Linked DNA regions of Homo sapiens: region 1 is linked to region 2. The links are chromatin loops, found by intact Hi-C in ENCODE. Cell type or tissue: heart right ventricle. All regions are shown on one strand. Each heading gives the region's core, and the rest is flanking DNA. Links, peaks and the distances in the headings are about the cores only. Region 1 has its middle 100 kb from the start of DDIT4L-AS1. Region 2 has its middle 33 kb from the start of LINC01217.

Region 1 (10,498 bases), core at 3,472-5,971, 670 kb after region 2:
AAAGAAGAGAGTGCAACACCACACTTAACATCCACTAACAGATGAGGTACCAGAAGCTTCAGCGTAGCCTAGAGACAGCACACTAGGCATAGCTATTAAGGACCCACCTTCAGAAATTTGCAATCTTGTGTTGTTAAATTAAATAAGCAGGAGACCATTGGCCTGGGACTGTCTCATATTTTGAGGTCCTACATAACAAACCACAACCTAATCTAGTACATAAACAAGCCAAAACCTAACTTAGGAGTATATTTTCTTCTTGCGAGTAGCCAAGTTTCAACCAATCACAAACAGCTGACCATCAAGCCAATCACAGGGAGCCAACTGATCAGATCATGCTCAAATAAGGCAGATGCCTCAACACGCCGTGGCCCAAAAAGGCAAATGCCTAGCCGAAGCCAATCAGATGATTTTTTTTCTATTTTTCTTCTGTGTTCATCCTATAAAAGCTTACTGCTTACACTGCTGGGTGGAGCTCTTAAAACCTCTTCCGGTTCTGAGTATTGCTCAATTCACGAGTTGTTCTTTGATCAAATAAAGTCTGTTAAACGAATTTGTCTAAAATTCTTCTATAACAATATCTCTGGCTTTCTTGCTGACTGTCCTGCCTTAGTGGTCACTGGAGGTAGAGCTATCACTTGCGGCATTAGCTGCGACAGGAAACATCACCCCAGGCAGCCAGAACAGAAAAGGAAAATGGCAGACAGCACAGGTTTTCAAGGACTAGCTTGTCATTCATGAGTCCTTTGAGCATGCTTTTTGTAGTGGATTCAATGGTTACACCCCAGAAAGATATGTCTATGTCCAATCCCCTGGAACCCATGAACATGATCTTATTTGGAAAAAGGGATTTTGCTGATGTCATTAAATTAAAGGTCTCGAGATGAGATCATTCTGGATTATCCAGGTAAGCCCTAAACTCAATGACAAGTATCCGTATAAAAGACACAGGGATCAGACTGACCAACATGGAGAAACCCCACCTCTACTAAAAATACAAAATTAGCCTGGCGTAGTGGCGCATGCCTGTAATCCCAGCTACTCGGGAGGCTGAGGCAGGAGAATCGCTTGAATCTGGGAGGTGGAGGTTGCGGTGAGCCAAGATCACGCCACTGCCCTCCAGCCTGGGCAACAAGAGAAAAAAAAAAAGAAAGGTACAGGGGTGAGATATAGAGAGACAGATATGAAAGTCATATAGAGACTGAGGCAAGTAATGGAATTACACAGCCACAAACCAAGGAATGCCTGGAACCACCAGAAGCTGGAAGAGGCAGGGAAGGATTTTTCTCTAATAGTCTGTGGAGGGGACATTGGCCTGCCAACACCTCAGCTTGACTTCTGGCCTCCAGAACCATAAGAGAATAAATTTCCATTTTTTTTCCATCACCCAGTTTATCATAAGTTTTAAGGCAGCCCTAGAAAATTAATACATTTTCAAAAAAATTGACTGAACACATTCTCCATGCCAAACACTATGCCAGACACCAGTGATACAGCAGTAAACCAAACAAAGGCCCCTGCACTCATGGAGCTTATTTTACAAAGAGAAAAGAGATTATACACTGGCAAATAGACAAACAAACAAAAATTTTTTTGAGAGTGAAAAGTCCTGCAAATAAACATGTCAAACATGGCCCTGTGGTAAAGATCATATACCTAGAAAACTGTACAAAATCCTCCAAAAGACACCTAAATTTGATAAATGAATTCAGCAAAGTCTCAGGTTACAAAATCAATGTACAGAAATCAGTTGCACTGCTATACCCCAGCAAAGACCAAGGTGAAAATAAAATTAAGAACTCAATCTCTTTTACAATAGCTGCAAAAAAAAACTAGGAATATACTTAACCAAGGAGGTGAAAGACCTCCTAATACAAGGAGAACTACAAAACACTGCTGAAGGAAATCATGAACGATACAAATAAATGGAAACACATGTTCACAGAATGGAAGAACCACTATCATGAAAATGACCATACTGCCCAAAGCAATATACAGATTCAATGCAGTTTCTATCAAAATATCAGCATCATCTCTCACAGAATTAAAAAAAAAATTCTAAAATTCATATACAACCAAAAAAGAGTCCTAATGTCCAAAGCAATTCTAAACAAAAAGAACAAATTTGAAGTCATCACATTACCTGACTTCAAGCTATACTACAAAGCTATAGTTACCAAACAGCATGTATTGGTATAAAAGTAGATACACAGAACAATGGAACAGAATAGTGAACCCAGAAAGAAAGACAAATACTTGCAACCAACCGATCTTTGACAAAGCATACAAAAACATAAATTGAAGAAAGGACACCCTATGTAATAAATGGTGCTGGGAAAACTGAATAGCCACATGTAGAAGAATGAATGAAACTGGATCCCTCTCTCTCACCGTATAAAAAATCAACTCAAGATAGATCAAAGACTTAAATCTAAGACCTGAAACCATAAAAATTCTAGAAGAAAACCTAGGAAAAACTTTCTTCTGGATACTGACATAGGCAAAGATCTTACGACTAAGACCCCAAAAGCAAATGCAACAACAACAAAAATAAAAGGGACCTAATTAAACTAAAAATCTTCTGCACAGCAAAACACATAATCATCAGAATAAACAGACAGCTCACAGAATGGGAGAAAATATTTGCAAACTTTGCATCAGACAAAGGATTAATATCCAGAATCTACAAGAAACTCAAACAAATCAGCAACAGTAAAACTAATAATCCCATCAAAAAGTAGGCAAATGACATGAATAGATATTTCTTAAAAGAAGACATATAGATGGCCAACAAACATGAAAAACTGTCCAATATCACGAATCATCAGGGAAACACAAATTAAAACCACAATGAAATACCACCTTACCCCTGCCAGAATGGCCACTATTAAAAAGTCAAAAAACAATAGATGCTGGTGTGAATGTGGTGATGTGGTGAAAAGGGAGCACGTTTACACTGCTGGTAGGAATGTAAATTAGTACAACCTCTATAGAAAACAGAATGGAGATTTCTTAAAGAACTAAAAGTAGATCTACCATTTAATCAAGAAATCCCACTACTGGGTATCTACTCAAAAGAAAAGAAATCATTATATCAAAAAAACCCTTTGCCAGGTGCAGTGGCTCACGCCTGTAATCCCAGCACTTTGGGAAGCCAAGATGGGCGGATCACGAGGTCAGGAGATCGAGACCATTCTGGCTAACACGGTGAAACCCCATCTCTACTAAAAATACAAAAATAAATTAGCCGGGCTTAGTGGCGGGCGCCTGTAGTCCCAGCTACTCGGGAGGCTGAGGCAGGAGAATGGCGTGAACCTGGGAGGCGGAGCTTGCAGTGAGCCGAGATCAGGTCACTGCACTCCAGCCTGGGCGACAGAGCGAGACTCTGTATCAAAAACAAAACAAAACAAAACAAACAAACAAACAAAAAACACTTGCAGGCATGTTTATTGCAGCACAATTCATGATTGCAAAGGTACAAAACCAACCTAAGTGCCCATCAACTTATGAGAGGATAAAGAATATGTGGTATAAATACACCATGGAATACTATTCAGCCATTAAAAAAGAACAAAACAATGTCTTTTGCAGCAACTTGGATGGAACTGGAAGCCACTATTCTAAGTGAAGTAACTCAGGAATAGAAAACCAAAAACTGTATGTTCTCACTTATAAGTGAGAGCTAAACTATGGGCACACGAAGGTATACAGAGTGGAATAAGGAACTCTGGAGACTCAGAACGGGAAGGGTGGGAGGAGGGTGAGGAATAAAAAAACTACATATTGGGTACAATATACATTACTCAGGTGACAGGTGCACTAAAATCTCAGACTTCAGCACTACACAATTCATCCACATAACCAAAAACCACCTATACCCCAAAGGCTATTGAAATTTAAAAATTTTAAATAGAAACACTTACCAATATTTAAAACATAATTGAGGGATGCAACTCCAGACAGGATGATTAGGCAAGAGTAGGTGACATTTTAGCTGACTCCATCCAGAAATATCCAGAAAATTTTGAGAAGAATCTTAGGGGCATTGGACTTTTTCAAGAGGTCAGGGTAAAGCCAGAAAAAAAAGTGCCATTTTGCAACCATTACTTTGTGCCTTTAAAATCCCCAAAATTGTTTTTCAAACTATACTCCTTGGAACCCTAAGGAGTGCCACTAAAACCTGTGCGGGAGCCACACACAGCTGGAGCGGGGCTGGAGACTCAGGCAGGGTTCTTTGTCCCTGACATCTCTGTTAATCAGAGCAGCTATATGCCCTCCAACTTTCTATATTATAGCTTCCATGTAAGCTTTTGCCTAAGAAACTGTTTTGCAACTGAGAAAATTTGAAAACCACTGCCCTAAGCTGATGTAGCCTAGGAAATGTGAAATTACATTAACGTAGAGAATGTTTTATCCAGGGCCTTCTACGTTTCAAAGTACAGCCATTAGTTCATCAGGATGTACATAAACTAAACAAGGACATAGAATGTTTTCTCCTTCCTCCTGGATTCCTGTCTCCCTTTAATTGAGAGCCATTCCTCAAGGAAAGAGGATTTACTTAACTGAACGATATATATTGATTATCTGAATTATTTTTTAACTCATTATACAATAGTTTATGTTTTCACACTTTGCCTAAATATTTTTTAAGAATCCCTACCCTGTGTAACATGCTACAGTTGCTTCACAGCTGTGCTAAAATAAAGTCAAGGAGGCAGCCAAATAGAACTTCCTGTTAGCTGGTGATATGGCTTGGATGTTTGTCCCCTTCCAATCTCATGTTGAAATAATGCCCAGTGTTGGAGGTGGGGCCTGGTAGGAGGAGATTGGATCACGGGAGCAGATCCTTCATGAACGGTTTAGTACCATCCCCTTGGTGATGAGTGAGTTCTTGCTCAGTTGGTTCATGTGAGATGTGATTGTTTAAAAGACTCTGGGACCTCCCCCTTCTCTCTCTCTTGCTCCCACTCGCACCATGTGACATCATCTGCTCTCCCTTTGCCTTCTGCCGTGATTATAAGCTTCCTAAGACCCTCACTAGAAGCAGATTCTGGAGCCATGCTTGTACAGTCTGCAAAACTGTGAGCCAATTAAACCTCTTTTCTTTACAAGTTACCTAGTTTCAGATATTCCTTTATAGCAATGCAGAAACTGACTAACACAGAAAATTAGTACTGAGCAGAGGGATGTTGCTATAAAGATACCTGAAAATGTGAAAGTGGCTTTTAGTAATGGGCAGAGGTTGGAAGAGTTTGAAGGACTCAGAAGACAGGAAGATGAAGGAAAGTTTGGAACGACTTAGAAAGCTGTTAAGTGGTTGTGACCAAAGTGCTGATCGAAATATGGAGTGAAAATGAGCCTGATGAAGTAAGGAAGACGGGAGTGAGGAACTTATTGGGAACTGGAGTTAAGGTCACCCATGTTACACCCTAGCAAAGAATGTGGTTGGGTTGGATTCATGACCTAGAGATCTGTGGAAGTTCGAATTTAAGAGTGATGACCTAAGATATTTGGCAGAAGAAATTTATAAGCAGCAAAGTGGTCCAAGATGTGAACTGGATGCTTCCAACAACCTATGATTAGATACAGGAGTGAAGAAATGACTTAAAGTTGGAATTTATAATGAAAAGGGAAGCAGAGCAAAAAAATGGAAAAATTTGCCTCCTGGCCATGTGGTAAAGAAAGCAAAAGCATTTTCAGGAAAGGAATCCAGGCAGGCTATGTTGTAGAGATTCGCATGACTAAAAGGGAGGCCAAGTGCTAGTAATATCCAAGACAATGGATGAAGGGCTTTGAAGGCATTTCAGAAGTTTTCAGGGCAGCCTCCCCACACAGGCCCAGAGGCCTAGGAGGAAAGCATGATGTTGGTGGCCAGGCCCAGGGCCCCCTCCCCTGAGCAGCCTTGGGGCACTGCACCCCACATTCCAACTAGTCTAGTTTCAGCTTCAGCTCAAAGAAGCCGGGTTCAGCTTGGACCGCCATTCTGGAGGGTGCAAGCCATAAGCCTTGGTGGCTGCCATATGATGTTAAGCCTGCAGATGCTCAGAATGCAAGCATGAGGGAGGCTTTGTGGCTTCCACCTAGATTTCAGAAGATGTATGGAAATGCCTGGGTGCCCAGCAGAAGCCTGCCATAGGAGCGGAGCCCTCATAGAGAAGCACTATTAGGGCAATACTAAGGGGAAATGTGGGTTTGGAGCCCACACACAGCATCCCCACCAGGGCACTGCCTAGTGGAGTTGTAGGAAGGGGAGGCCTAGTGGAGTTGCAGAATGGTAGATTCACTGGCAGCTTGCACCCTTTACCTAGAAAAGCTACACTCTCTCAACTCCAACCTGTGAGAGCAGCCACATGGCCTGCACCCTGCAAAACCACAGCAGTGGGGCTTCCCAGAACCTTGAGATCCCAAGCCTCACACAAAGATGTGGGACGTGAAGTCAAGAATTATGTTAAAGCTCTAAAATGTAATGCCTGCACTGCTGGGTTTCTGACTTGGTTAGGGCCTGTTATCCCTTCTTATGGCCAATTTCTTCCTTTTGGAATGTATACCCAATGCCTCTACCACCATTGTATCTTGGAAGTACATAACTTATTTTTTATCTGATAGGCACATAGTTGAAAGAACTTCATCTCCAGATAAGACTTGGGACTTGGGACTTGAGACTTGGGACTTTTTAGTTAGGCTGGAATGAGTTAAGTATTGGGGGAACTATCATGAATGCATGACTGTATTTCAAAATGTGAAAAGGTCATGAGATTTGGGGGGCCCTCACCAGAAGCAGAATACCCTCAAGTATTTCTTTATAGTGATACAAAAACTGACTGACAAAGCTAGTAATCTTCTCCACTCTACAATCATTGACAAATTTAAAAAAAAGTGGCAGTAGAGTACACTCAGTGGATTTAGCTGGGCTAATTTTAGCCTGCTGAAACCCCAGGGTTATCAGTTGGGAATTAGATTTTCTGTAACAGAAAAAAAAATCATGAATAATAGTGGCATAAACAAGACAGAAGGACATTTTAATTCCCCTCCCCAAAAAGTCATGTAGTCAGGCCACATCCACCATGCACTCTAAGTGTTAGGACCCAGACTCTTTTCACCTTGTGGTTCTGCCATGCAGAGTTTCTATCCCAAGATCACCTCGTGTTTCAAAAGGGCTACTTGAGCCCCAACCATGTAATCCAAATTTCTGTCAACAGAAAGGATGAAGTAGGGGGAAAGGACATGCCTTCTCATTTTAAAGACACTTGCTGGAAATTGCAACCTGTACTTCATTTTACACCTCATTGGCCAAAACTTAACCATGTGGCCAAACCCAGCTGCAGGAAGTTGAGAAATGTAGTCTTTTTTCCAAGTAGTCATGTGCCAGCTTAAAATTAGGTGTTGTATTGCTGACCCCTGTGTACCTCAGTAGCCTCATCTCACTGTGCTCACCCCCACTCTTTGAGCTCTGCCACACTGGCCTGCTCCCAGTGCCTTGACTAGATCAGGCTCCCTTACAACAGAGGGTCTTTGTATGTTCTCTTTTGTTGTCTGAGCCACTCTTCTCCCATGGCCTACCCTCCTTATCTATCTATTAATAAACCCCATCTATCCTTCTGACTCAAAACAACACCTTCAGAGGAAAACCTTCTTTTACCTCAAACTAGGTCGAATGCCCCACTATACAGTCTCAGGGAGCATACCCTTCTTGTTTGTAGTACTTATCACTGTTATAGTTTGACATTTACTTGTATGGTTAGTTGATTAATGATTATCTCCTCCTTCAGGCAGTAAGTCAGTCTTATTCACTACTGTATCTCTAGCACTTTGCTTAATACCTGGTGCTTAGAAGGTGTCCAGTAAATATGAGTTAAACAAGTTAATACCATTTAAATGTCGCTTTACAAACATGGTGCAAAGTTCCCAAAAAAAAAAAAAAAAAATTTGGGGGCAAAGTACACGAACAGAAACTTCTCAAAAGAAGACATAAATATGGCTAACAAGCATATGAAAAAATGCTCAACATCACTAATCATTAGAGAAACGCAAATCAAAACCGCATGAGACACCATTTCACACTAGTCAGAATAGCTATTATTAAAAAAAACTCAAAAAATAACAGACTGGTGAGGTTGCAGAGAAAAGGAATGTTTATACACGCTGATGGGAATGTAAATTAGTTCTGTCACTGTGGAAAGCAGTTTGGAGATATCCCAAAGAACTTAGAAATACCATTGGACCCAGCAATCCCATTACTTGATATATACCCAAGGGACTGTAAATCATTCTGCCATAAAGACACCTGCATACATGCATTGACTGCAGCACTATTCACAATAGCAAAGACATGGAATCAACCTAGATGCTTACTAGCAGTAGATTGGATAGAGAAAATGTGGTACATATACACCATGGGATACTATGCAGCCATAAAAAAGAATGAAATTATATACTTTGCAGCAACATGGATGGTGCTGGAGGCCATTATCCTAAGCAAATTAATTTAGGAATAGAAAACCAAACACTGCATGTTCTCACTTATAAGTAGGAGCCAAACACTGGGTGCTCATGGACATAAAGATGGCAACAACAGACACTGGAGGCTTACTTGAGAGTGGAAGGTGGGAGAAGGGTGAAAAAATCCTTTGTACACCAAACTCTAGTGACATGCAATTTACTCATAACCACGTAACAAACCTGTGCACATATCCCCTTGAACCTAAAATAAAAGTTAGAAGGTAAACAAAAACATATTTATGATAAATATAAGATGTATAAGATGTATGACTAATTACAAAGGTATTTTTTTCCATTTAGCTTGCCTAAATTATGATTGTATACAAAATAAAAATATGAATATTTTCTTGTCCATAATATGGAAACTCTGAAGCCTTTTTGGTGAAGAGGGATATGGAGTGGTTGCTTATATTAGTGAATTTGGGCATGAGGCAGTTGGGGAGTTTTATTTCTATTTTTAATCTTCCCAGGTGTTTTCTCCTTCATTCCCAAGCTCCTTTGCAGCTGGCTTTAAATTTTTGCATTGAGTCATCCTTGAATACATTTCCTAAATATACTCTAATCAAAGTAGCAGGCTTCCTTTAGTATTTCAGCCAGTCTGATATAATTCTAACAATATAGACAACAATTTCACTCCTCTAACTTGAACAATCTTCTATCTGCAGCTTTATTGAAAAATCCCCTCATGTGTAATTTACCAGCACTTTCTGTTTAGAGGTGATGGTAATAGGCCTTATTCAGGGAACCAAAACTGAACAACTCCCAACACTAATCTTTTACTGGAGTTGAGTCACATCTTTCTATATTTCTTTTGTGTAAAAATACCATGAAAAATAAAATGACTGTGAAAGAGAGAAAAAATAATCAAGAGCTGACTATATTTGTGGTGTTTTCCAACTGTGGCTTCTACATGACTTCTTTGTTAAATTACCTTGAATCATATTGTCTTTAATAATGATGAAATGGTAATAGAATCATAGCAAATATTTATTGAGTGCTTACTATATGCCATGCAGAGCCATCAAAATAAAACACTAAGGAACACTATGCTAACCTAATACTGTAAAACCAAACATACTAGAACGCCCTATGTTTGAAACTCATTGTGTCTGGCAATATACACTATGTATATATAAATGACATACAAAATCTTCTACCAGCAAATTGGTAAGCATGAGTCATAAGATTTCTTGAGCTCTTCTGCTTTCACATCCAAATTTTGATATGTGTTATGGATACTCTTCCTCCTCACTTGAGTTTCAGATTGTTAACTCAAGCTACCTCCTTGGGTTTTCACTGACTTATTTCTTAAGTGTCTTTCATCTAATGCAACTCACAGCCAACAGACTGTGAGCTGATAAGCAACTCACAGCCAACAGACTTCATGCAGCCCACCTGGCTTTGTGACACTGTCCACAATACAACTTCAGAAACAATAAGCGAAAATATTAGTATTGATAAATGATATTCCCACTCATATATACATATTTGTAAAACCCTGTCCATGTTTTCTCTTGCCTTCAGGTCTCTACACACTCTGTTCCCTCTGTCTGAAACCTGCAGCCTGCTTCTGCCTAGCAAATTCTGAACCATCTATGACATCTCATCTTTCATATCTCTCTAAATCCAGGTATCTAGTCAGTAACACTATTGTATAGCATTTACCATACTATGTTATGAAAGTGCTATACATTTGTCTGTAATGCCCAATGGATTATAAGCTTTAGAACAGTGAGGACTGTGTCTTCTCTATCAAAAGCAAGAAAAATAAGTATTCATGTTCATATATATTTAAAAATGTATTGACTATTTATTATAGACCTGGACAATAACTCTGGAGGTATGCTTTCAGCCTGATTAATGTCCTGCTATAAGTTGCCCAATTCTCAAACATAAACCACAAATTCTGCTTTTGTTGCAAAAGCAACAGCTATACAATCATGTGGATATAAACAAAACCAACCTACCTATCCCAATTCCAAAATAAATTAACAGTTCT
Region 2 (10,498 bases), core at 4,811-7,310:
TACTTTTTTTTTCTAGGTGCATACATAACATAATTATAGACAAGTTTCAATACACAGGAAAACTCTTCTGTCCACCTCTCTTTATGCTCAATAAATCATCACAATAATTTTTACAATTTTTAAAACAATACACAGCTTTCTTGGGCTGAACATATTGTTGTGCAAGAACATATTGGTATTGGTACATTACAGCTACTTACAATGTTTTAAGAACAGCACTGGAGAAAAACAAGTTATTTAAATATTGATTTTTTTATATATAGAAAGTGCAATGCTGTTAGTTGTTATATAACATATTTAACAATTTCTTTCCTTTATCAATTTTAAATCAAGATAACTTAGACTCAGTCTATCATTTTTTTTCTGAAAATAATACAGTACACACATGGCAGCAGTGACCTAATGAAATGACATCTTTTGCTGCAGTTATGAAAGCAAACTTTACTATGTAGGAACTGATTGCCAATAGATTAGTAATTTCCAATGTCACCCATACCTGGGGGTTTAGAACAGAGAAAAGGCCTCTGACTAAAGCAAGGCCATGAAAGGATATCTGCCTCTTGGTTATCTGGGTATGTAAACAGTAATAGTTGGGGCTGACTGCATTTCCTTCCAGACAGCTCTGAAGTGAAAATTATCCATTATGTGTATGTGTAGCTACCTGAGCAAAACGGCCTTTCCAGGTTTCTCTTGTACTTTCCAAAGACAACAATTTTCACTGTTACTCAAAATTCTGTACCAAATGCAACTGATTGAAACTGGATATTGTTGAAGCCTACCACCTGTTTAATAATGTCCACAGGCAGCCCCAAACCATCTCAGTCAAACATCACACCCAAACATTCAGCTTTTCTCAGACCAAATTAAAAGTTTAAAGAGAAAAAAAAAAAGACCAAACAAACACTAAATATACTTAAAAAATCTAAAACAACACAATAAAGTTAAAACAATCTCAAACTAGATGTTCCCACTGAAAATTATTTGTGGTCCCTGAATTTGATTTTCTATTCAAAGGCATTGATTTTCAAAGAAGAGTGATAAAAATATGGTTTGGCATTCTCATAAACTCCAAAAAGTTTCCTCTTCTGCTGTGACTTTCACTTAAATGAAAATCCTACACTGAAAATGAACTGAAACTTGGAAATTCACATGAGATTTCTCCCTCTCCTTTGTTATCTCTTACATGATTTTGTGTATTTTTTAGCTCAGTTTAAGCAATGACGAGATCTGTCCAAATGTCAAGCCGAGGTATTTTGAAAGCAGGAAGAGAAGCCTGTTTACAGCACCCACCTCCACCATAGCACGTGAAATGCACTGAACACTTTAGCTATATGAGAACCCTGCAGCTTCATTACGTTGCAATTAGTCTAGGCCACAAAACAAGAGGACAAACATGAGCTGTTTTTAGGAGTTTAATAGAAATTTGGCAGCTTTAGCTTTTTATTCTACATTTCCACAATTTCTTCATATGGCATCTCATACAAGGTGAAAATTATTAGAGAAATATGCATTAGTTTTTAGTAATGCATATGAATGCATGAAAAAATACATCAACTGAGAATGTCTTTTCCCTCAGTAACATGGATCCAGACATGAGCAATATGCTAAAGATGGCTTTGTAATGTATGAAACCACTCCCCCTCCAACCCAAGGGAAATGATTTGTTTTAATAAGTAGATGAAATATTACAAAACTTTTAATCAAGAGCTTGTGGTCAAGGTGTTTATATTATAAATGATTGCATTTGATGCTTAAAATAGTGTTCATGATAAGAATGTAAAGGAAAATCATTTTGTAAGCAATGGGAATCTTAATAGTTTAGTTGTTTCAGTTTGCTGTTTGTTAGAATCAGAAAATTTATCAAGACTTTTTTTGTGACCTATCATACGGCCTATCTTGGAGAATGTTTCAGGTGCTGATGAAAATAATGTATATTCTACAGTTGTTGGGTAGAATGTTCTGTAAATATCTGTTAAGTCCATTTGTCCTAGGGTACAGTTTAAGTCCATTATTTCTTTGTTGATTTTCTGCCTTGATGACCTGTCTAATGCTTTCAGTGGAGTACTGAAGTACCAACTATTATTGTGTTGCCATCTATCTCATTTCTTAGGTCTAGTAGTAATTGTTTTATAAATTTGGCAGCTCCAGTGTTAGGTGCATTTGTATTTAGGATTGTGATATTTTCCTGTTGGACTAATCCTTTTATCATTATATAATGTTCCTCTTTGTCTTTTTTTTTCTGTTGCTGCTTTAAAGTCTGTTTTGTCTGATATAAAAATAGTTATTCCTGCTCACTTTTGATTTCCATTTGCGTGGAATACCTTTTTCCACCCCTTTACCCTAAGTTTATGGGAGTCATTATGTGTTAGGTGAGTGTTATGGAGACAGCAGATAATTGATTGGTGGATTTTTGTCCATTCTGTGATTCTGTATCTTTTAAGTGGAGGATTTAGGCCATTTATATTCAATGTTAGTATTGAAATGTGAGGTACTATTCTGCATGGTAGTTGCTTCCTAAATCCCTTTTTTTTCCATTGTGTTATTGTTTTATAGGCCCTGTGAGATTTGTGCTTTAAGGAGGTTCTATTTTGGTGGAATTTTGAAGTTTTGTTTCAAGATTTGGAGTTCCTTTTAGCAATTCTTGTAGTGGTGGCTTGCTAGTGGCAAATTCTCTCAGCATTTGTTTGTCTGAAAAAGACTTTATCACTCCTTTATTTATAAAGCTTAGTTTTGCTGGATACAAAACTATTTGCTGACAGTTATTTTGTTTCAGGGGGTTAAAGATAGGAACCCAATCTCCTCTGACTGGTAAGGTTTCTGCTGAGAAATCTGCTGTTAATCTGATAGTTTTCTATTACAGCTTACCTGATGCTTTTGTCTCACAGCTCTTAAGATTGTTTCCTTCATCTTGACTTTAAATAACCAGATGACTATGTGCCCAGTAATGATCGTTCTGCTATGAATTTCCCAGGTGTTCTTTGAGCTTCTTGTATTTGGATGCCTAGACCTCTAGCAAGACCAGTGAAGTTTTCCTCAATTATTGCCTCAAATAAAATTTCCAGACTTTTAAATTTCTCTTCTTCCTCAGGAACACCAATTAGTCTTAGGTTTGGCTGCTTAACATAATCTGAAATTTCTTGGAAGTTTTGTTCATTTTTGTAATTCTTTTTTGTCTTTGTCTGATTGGGTTAATTTTGAAGCCTTATCTTTGGACTCTGAAGTTCTTTCTTCTACTTGTTCTAGGCTATTGTTGATACTTTCAAATGCATTTTGTATTTCTGTAAGTATGTCTTTTATTTCCAGAAGTTGCGATTGTTTTTTCTTTATGTTATCTATTTTTTTCTGGAGTTTTTTAAATCCATATCCTGTACTGTTTGTTTAAAATTTCTTTAAATTGGTTTTCACCTTTCTGTGATATCTTTTTGAGTAGCTCAATAATCAAACTTCTGAATTCTCTGTCTGGCAATTCAGCAATTTTATCTTCATTTGGATCCCTTGCTGGGGGGGCTAGTGTAATATTTTGGAGAGTGCTATAGAGCACTGTTTTGTCATATTAGCAGAATTACTTTCCCGGTTCCTTCTCAGTTAGACTATTTTAGTGGAAAGGTCTGGAACTCAGGGCCTGCTGTTCATATTCTTTTGTCCCATGGGTGATCCCTTGATGTGGTGCTCTCCCTATTCCTTTAGGGATAGGGCTTTCTGAGAGCTGGACTGCAGTGTTTGTTATTGCTCATCTTGGTCTAGCCACCCAGCAGGGCTGCTAGGCTCTGGGTTGGTGCTGGAGGATGTCTGCAAAGATTCCTGAGAAGCGATCTGTCTTCAGGTCTCCCAGCCATGGATACCAGCACGTGCTCTGGTGGAGGTGGCAGGGGAATGAAGTAGACTCTGTGACAGTCCTTGGTTGTAGTGCACTGTCTTTCTCAAATGCTGGTTATGTTAGCAGTGAAGTTGTCATGTGGACAGACTCAGGACCTCTGATTAGCCGGGATGTTGCAGGCGGTGGAATTAGCTGTTGTTTTCTCATTTTGGGGAGCAGGATTATTCTGTCATGAGTTGCTGTAATGGCCTGAGTTGATTGGCCTCCAGCCAGGAGGTGGCACTTTGCAGAGAGCACCAGCTGCAGTGGTAGTAGGGGAATGTAAGCTCACCCTAAGTTGGCCAGTGTAGGTATGCTGGTTTCTCAGGCATCAGGCAGGGTCGTAAAGCTCCCAAGAGTTTCTATCTTTTGTGCTTAGCTACCATGGTGGGTAGAGAATTACCATCAGGTGGGGCCAGGGTTAGACAACTCTGGGTTCAAACTCTCCTGGGGTGGGGCTTGACTCAGCCACTGTGGGGAAGGCGGGGTGGTACTAAGGCCAATAGGGTTATAATAGGGTTATGTTCCAGAGGTGATTATGGCCTCTGTTGTGTCATATAGTTCACCAGGGAAGTGGGGGCTAGCTGATGGTAAAAGGCCTCACCCAGCTCCCATGCAGTTGATAAGGCTGGTCTCATTCCCACAGTGCCCCCACTCAGAACTTGCCCCAGGTTGTAAGCTTTCCTGTTGAGAAAGTAGGCATGACTTTTAGGCCTTACCTACCTCCACCTGCCCACAATGTCATCAGTGGCTCCTGTGCTTGTATCTGCAGCAGTTCCCATTAGCTTCCCAGATACTGCTCAAGAAAATTTGTGCCCAGTCAAAACTATTACAAATTTCATTTGGAAGCTTCTTTCACCCTGTGACTCCTCTTTAATTTTGCTGGCTGCCTTTCCTGAGGCCCCCTGTGAGATGTAGTCCTGGATGGCTTCCCTGGTCTTGAGCTGGAGACTGGGAGTGCCTACAAGGCTCTTCCCACTTATGCTTCAACTTTTATATTTCTCGTGGCTCCCTAAGTTCATTTCAGCTGTAAGTAAGGTTAAATCCTTCTCCTGTGATCTGGAATTTCAGACTCCCCAGTGGGGATGTGTGTTTGGATGCAGGTTTTCCTCCCTCTTGCATTTGGGAAACTCACAGTTTTTCACAAGTCCCATGGAATTTGCAGTGGCATGGCACTTCTTTCAAAGGATCTGTGAATTCTTTTGTTTTATCCTGGTGTGTTTCTGTGGTGGTTCTTGGAGCAAAAGGTCATGGTGTGGGTCTCCATACTCTGTTCTGTCCATCCAAGTGAGAGCTGAACATTAGCCATGTCTCCTATTTGCCATCTTCTTCTCCAACTACAGCTGCATCTTTCTCTGTATATTTTTGATAGCAATCCTTTATCGTATATGCCTTTTACAAATATTTTTCTCCAAGTCTGTGGTTTGTGTTTTCATTCTCTTGATAGTGTCTTTCACAGATATAAAGTTATTATTTTAATAAAATCCAGCTTACCAATTTTTTCTTTTATGGATTGTGCCATTGGTGTTGTATCTAAAAAAATCATCACCAAGCCCAAAGTTACTTAGATTTTCTCCTATGTCATCTTCTGGGAGTTTTATAGTTTTGCATTTTGCATTTAGATCTGTGATCCATTTTGAATTTATTTTTGTGAAGGGTATAAGGTCTATTTAAAGATTAATTTTTGTGCATGTGGATGTCCAGTTGTTCCAGCACCATTTATTGAAAAGACTATCTTTTCTCCACTGTATTACCTATATGATGTTGTCAAAAATCAGTTGACCATATTTATATGGGTCTATTTCTGTGCTCTCTGTTTGATCTCTTTGTTTATTCTTTTACCCGTACCACTCTATCTTAATTGTCATAGCTTTACAATAAGTCTTGAATTTGGGTAGTGTCAGTTCTTCACTTTGTTTTTCCTCAATATTGTGTTGGATATTCTGGGATTTTTGCCTCTCCATATAAATTTTGGTTTAAGTTTGTCAATATCTGCAAAATAATTTGTTAAGATACTGATTGGGATTGCATTGAATCTGTAGATCAAGTTGAGAAAAGCCGACATATTGACAATGTTGAGTCTTCCTATTCATGAATCTGGAATATTTCTCAATTTTTTAAATTATATGAACTCTTTTATCTGAGTCTTATCATTTTCCTCATGTAGATCTTGTATATATTTTGTTAGATTTATATTGAAATATTTCATTTTGGGGAGTACTAATGTAAATCTAATGTGTTTTTAATTTCAAAATTCGATTGTTCATTGTAGGCATATAGATAAGTGCTTTACTTTTGTATATTAACCTTCTATCTTGCAAATTTACTGTAACACCTTATTAGTTCAGAAGTTTTTGTGCTGACTTTTAGATTCCTTTTTACATAAACATGTCATCTGAAAATAACACAGTTTTGTCTTATTTTTAATCTGGATATATTTTATTTCTTTGTATTGACTTATGCATTACCTTGAAAATTGACATTGAAAATTAGTGGTGAGAGGAGATATCTGTACTTTGTTCCTGATTTTAGCAGGAGTTTTGAGTTTCTCACTATTAAATATGATGTTAGCTGTAGGTATTTTATAGATACTGTTTATCAAGTTGAGTAAGTTCCCCTCAATTCCTAGTTTACTGAGAGTTTTTGTCAAGAGCAGATACTGAATTTTGTCAAATGCTTTTTCTGCAACTATTGATATAATCTTGTGATATTTCTTCTTTAAACTATTGATGTGATGGATTACATTAAGTGATTTTTGAATCTCAAACTGGCTTTGCATACCTGGAATTAATCCCATTATTTCCATGATTGCGATGGTTAATATTGAGTGACAACTTGATTAGATTGAAGGATGCAAACTATTGTTCTTGGGTGTGTCTGTGAGGGTGTTGCTAAAGGAGATTAACATTTGTGTCAGTGGACTGGGAGAGGCAGACCCACTCTCATTCTGGGTGGGCACAAGCTAATCAGCTGCCAGAATGGCTAGAATAAAGCAGATAGAATAAATAGGAAAGACTTGACTTGCTGAGTCTTCCGGCCTTCATTTTTCTCCCATGCTGGATGCTTCCTGCCCTTGAAAATTGGACTCCAAGTTCATCAGCTTTTGGACTCTTGGACTTACACTAGTGGCTTTCCAGGGGCTCTTGGGCCAGAGACTGAAGGCTGCACTGTTGGCTTCCCTGCTATTGAGGTTTTGGGACTTGGACTGGCTTCTTTGCTCCTCAGCTTGCAGATGGCCTATTGTAGGACTTTACCATGTGATCTTGTGAGTCAATACTCTTTAATAAACTCCCCTTCATACATACCTATATCCTATTAGTTCTGTCCCTTTAGAGAACCCTTACTAATACAATGATGTATATTTGTTTATATACATTGTTGGATTTGATTTGGTAATATTTTATTGATGATTATTGCATCAGTGTTTATTAGAGATATTAATTTGTAGTTTTCTTGTCTTGTAATGTGTTTGTCTTGTTGTGGTATTACGGTTGTGCTGGCCTCACAGAATGTGTCGGATAGTATTTCCTTTTTTTCTACTGTTTTTAAAAATTTATTTTTATTTTTATTTAAGTTTTTGTGAGTACATAGTAGGTGTATATATTTATGGGGTATATGAGATGTTTGATACAAACATGACAAGTGAAATAAACAAGTCATGGGGAATGGGGGTATCCATCCCCTCAAAAATTTATCCTTTGATTTACAAAAAATCCAGTTACACTCTTTATTTAAAAATGTACAATTAATTTATTATTGACTATAGTCACCCTATTGTGCTATTAAAGAGAAGGTCTTATTCGTTTTTTTCTAACAACTTTTTTGTACCCATTAACCATCCCTACCTTCCCTGCAGACCCTCACTACTCTTCCCAGCCTCTGGTACCCATCCTTCTACCCTCTAAGTTCATGAGTTCAATTGTTTTGATTTTTAGATCCCACAAATAAGTGAGAACATGCAATGTTTGTCTTTCTGTGCCTGGCTTATTTTACATAACATAACGATCTCCAGTTCCATCCATCTTGTGAATGACTGGATCTCATTCTTTTTTATAGCTGAATAGTAATCTATTGTGTATATGCACCACATTTTCCTTATTCATTCATCTGTTCATGGACTCTTAGTTTGCTTCCAAATCTTAGCTATTGTAAACAGTGCTGCAACAAACATAAGAGTACAGCTATCTCTTCAATATACTGATTTCCTTTCTTTTGAGCATGTACCTAGCACTAGGATTGCTGGATTATGTAGTAGCTCAATTTTTGGTTTTTGAGGAACCTTCAAACTGTTCTCCATAGTTGTTGTACTAATTTACATTTACACCAACTGCATACAAGTGTTCCCTTTTCTTCAGTTCCTCACTAGCATTCGTTATTATCTGTCTTTTGAATATAAGCCATTTTAACTAGGGTGAGATAATATCTTATTGTAGTTCTGATTTTTTATTTCTCTGATGATCAATGATGTTGAGCATCTTTTCATATGCATGTTTGCCATTTTTATGTCTTCTTTTGAGAAATGCTTATTCAAATCTTTTGCCCATTTTTGATTGGATTATTATATTTTTTTCTATAGAGTTGTTTGAACTCCTTATATATTCTGGCTATTAATTCCTTGTCAAAGGGTGGTAGTTTGCAAATATTTTCTGCCATTCTGTGGGTTGTTGCTTAACTTTGCTGATCGCTTGCTTCACTGTGCAGAAGCCTTTTAACTTGATGTGATCCCATTTCTCTATTTTTTCTTTGGTTGCCTGTGGTTGTGAGGTATTGCTCAAGAAATCTTTGCCCAGACCAATGTCCTGGAGATTTTCCCCAATGTTTTCTTGTAGTAGTTTTATACATTGAGGTCTTACATTTAAGTCTTTAATCCATTCTGACTTAATTTCTGTATATGGTGATAGATAGGGGTCTAATTTTATTCTTCTGCATATGGATATTCAGTTTTACTATCATCATTTATTGAAGAGATTGTCTTTTCCCCAGTGTGTGTTCTTCACACCTTTGTTGAAAATGAATCTATTATAGGTGTGTGGATTTGTTTCTGGGTTTTCTACTTTGTTCCATTCATCTATATGTCTGTTTTTATACCAGTACTATGTTGTTTGGTTACTGTAGCTCTGTAGTATGGTAATGTGATTCCTCCAGGTTTGTTCTTTTTGCTTAGTATAGCTTTGGCTGTTCTGAGTCTTTTTGGGTTCCATATAAATTTTAGGATTGTGTGTTCTATTTTTGTAAAGAATGCCATTGGTACTTTGATACAGGTGACACTGAATTTGTAGATCGCTTTAAGTGGTATAGATAGTTTAACAATGTTAATTTTTTCAATCCATGAACATGGAATTTTTTTATTTTTTGTTGTCCACTTTATTTCATCAAGGTTTTATAGTTTTCATTAAAGGGATCTTTCAGTTCTTTGGATAAGTTAATTCCTAGGCATTTAATTTTATGTCTGGTTATTGTAAATTGAATTATTTTTTAAATTTCTTTTTTGCGTTGTTCATTGTTGGCATATAGAAATGCTACTGATTTTGTTTATTGGTTTTGTATCCTGCTACTTTACTGAATTTGTTGATCAGTTCTAATAGTTTTTTGGCTGGCTCTTTAGGTTTTGCCAAATATAAGGTTACATCATCTTCAAATAAATATAATTTCCATCTTGGCTGAGATGGTGAAACCCCGTTTCTATTAAAAATACAAAAAATTAGCCAGGCGTGGTGGCGGGCACCTGTAGTCCCAGCTACTCAGGAGGCTGAGGCAGGAGAATGGCATGAACGTGGGAGGCGGAGCTTGCAGTGAGTGGAGATCGCGCCACTGCACTCCAGCCTGGGCGACACAGCGAGACTCCATCTTAAAAAAAAAAAAAAAAAAAAAGATAATTTGACCTCTTCCTTGGCAATTTGGATGTTCTCGATTTTTTTCTCTTTTCTGATTACTCTAGCTTGGACTTCCAGTACTATGTTGAATAACAGTGGTGACAGTGAGCACCTTGTGTTTCAGATCTTAGAGAAAAGGCTTTCAGTTTTCCCCTGCTAAATATGATACTAGCTGTGGGTCTGTCATATATGGCTTTTATTATGTTGAGTTATGTTTCCAATATCCTCAGTTTTTCTCTTCCATAAGAAGCAACCCTTCATTCATTCAAAATCTATCATGAGATTGCAATCAATCTATCACATCTTGAGGCTCTGTTTCTAAATCTAGTTCTCTTACAATTTCCATCACATCTGCAGTTACTTCCGCCACTAAAGTCTTGAATCCCTCTAAGTCATCCATGAAGGTAGGAATCAACTTCTTTCCAACTCCTGTTAGTGTTGATGTTTTGACCTCCTCCCATGAATGACAAATGTTCTTATGGGAATCTGAAATGGTGAATCTTTTCCAGAATATTTTTAATTTACTTTATACAGATTCATCAGAAAACATCATTCCCTATTGCAGCAAAAGCCTTACAAAATGTATTTCTTAAATAATAAGACCTGAAAGTTTAAATTACTCCTTGATCTATGAGCTGCAGAGTGGTGTCGTGTTAGCAGGCACAAAAACATTAATATTTCATATCTTCATCAGAGCTGTCAATGATCAGTAATATTTTGAAAGCAATCTGTTTTTTTCCTAGGCAGTAGGTCTCAACAGTGGGCTTAA

The links. Hi-C counts contacts between places; a loop is a spot of excess contacts. Peaks named below come from ENCODE experiments on the same cell type or tissue, not always from the same donor. Only the 100,000 strongest peaks of a DNase experiment are listed, where the experiment ranks them.
Region 1: it touches region 2 in a loop (7-fold over the local background); 26 of 110 quality-filtered maps call a loop at or near these places.

The regions. Positions count from the first base shown.
Region 1 is chr4:100,082,250-100,092,747 of GRCh38, reverse strand. No RefSeq gene overlaps it. Among named protein-coding and RNA genes, the nearest start is that of DDIT4L-AS1, 100 kb to the left of the region's middle. In heart right ventricle, for the core only: no CTCF peak of the experiment used is centred there; a DNase peak (open chromatin) is centred at 4,824.
Region 2 is chr4:100,753,012-100,763,509 of GRCh38, reverse strand. No RefSeq gene overlaps it. Among named protein-coding and RNA genes, the nearest start is that of LINC01217, 33 kb to the left of the region's middle. In heart right ventricle, for the core only: no CTCF peak of the experiment used is centred there; no DNase peak of the experiment used is centred there.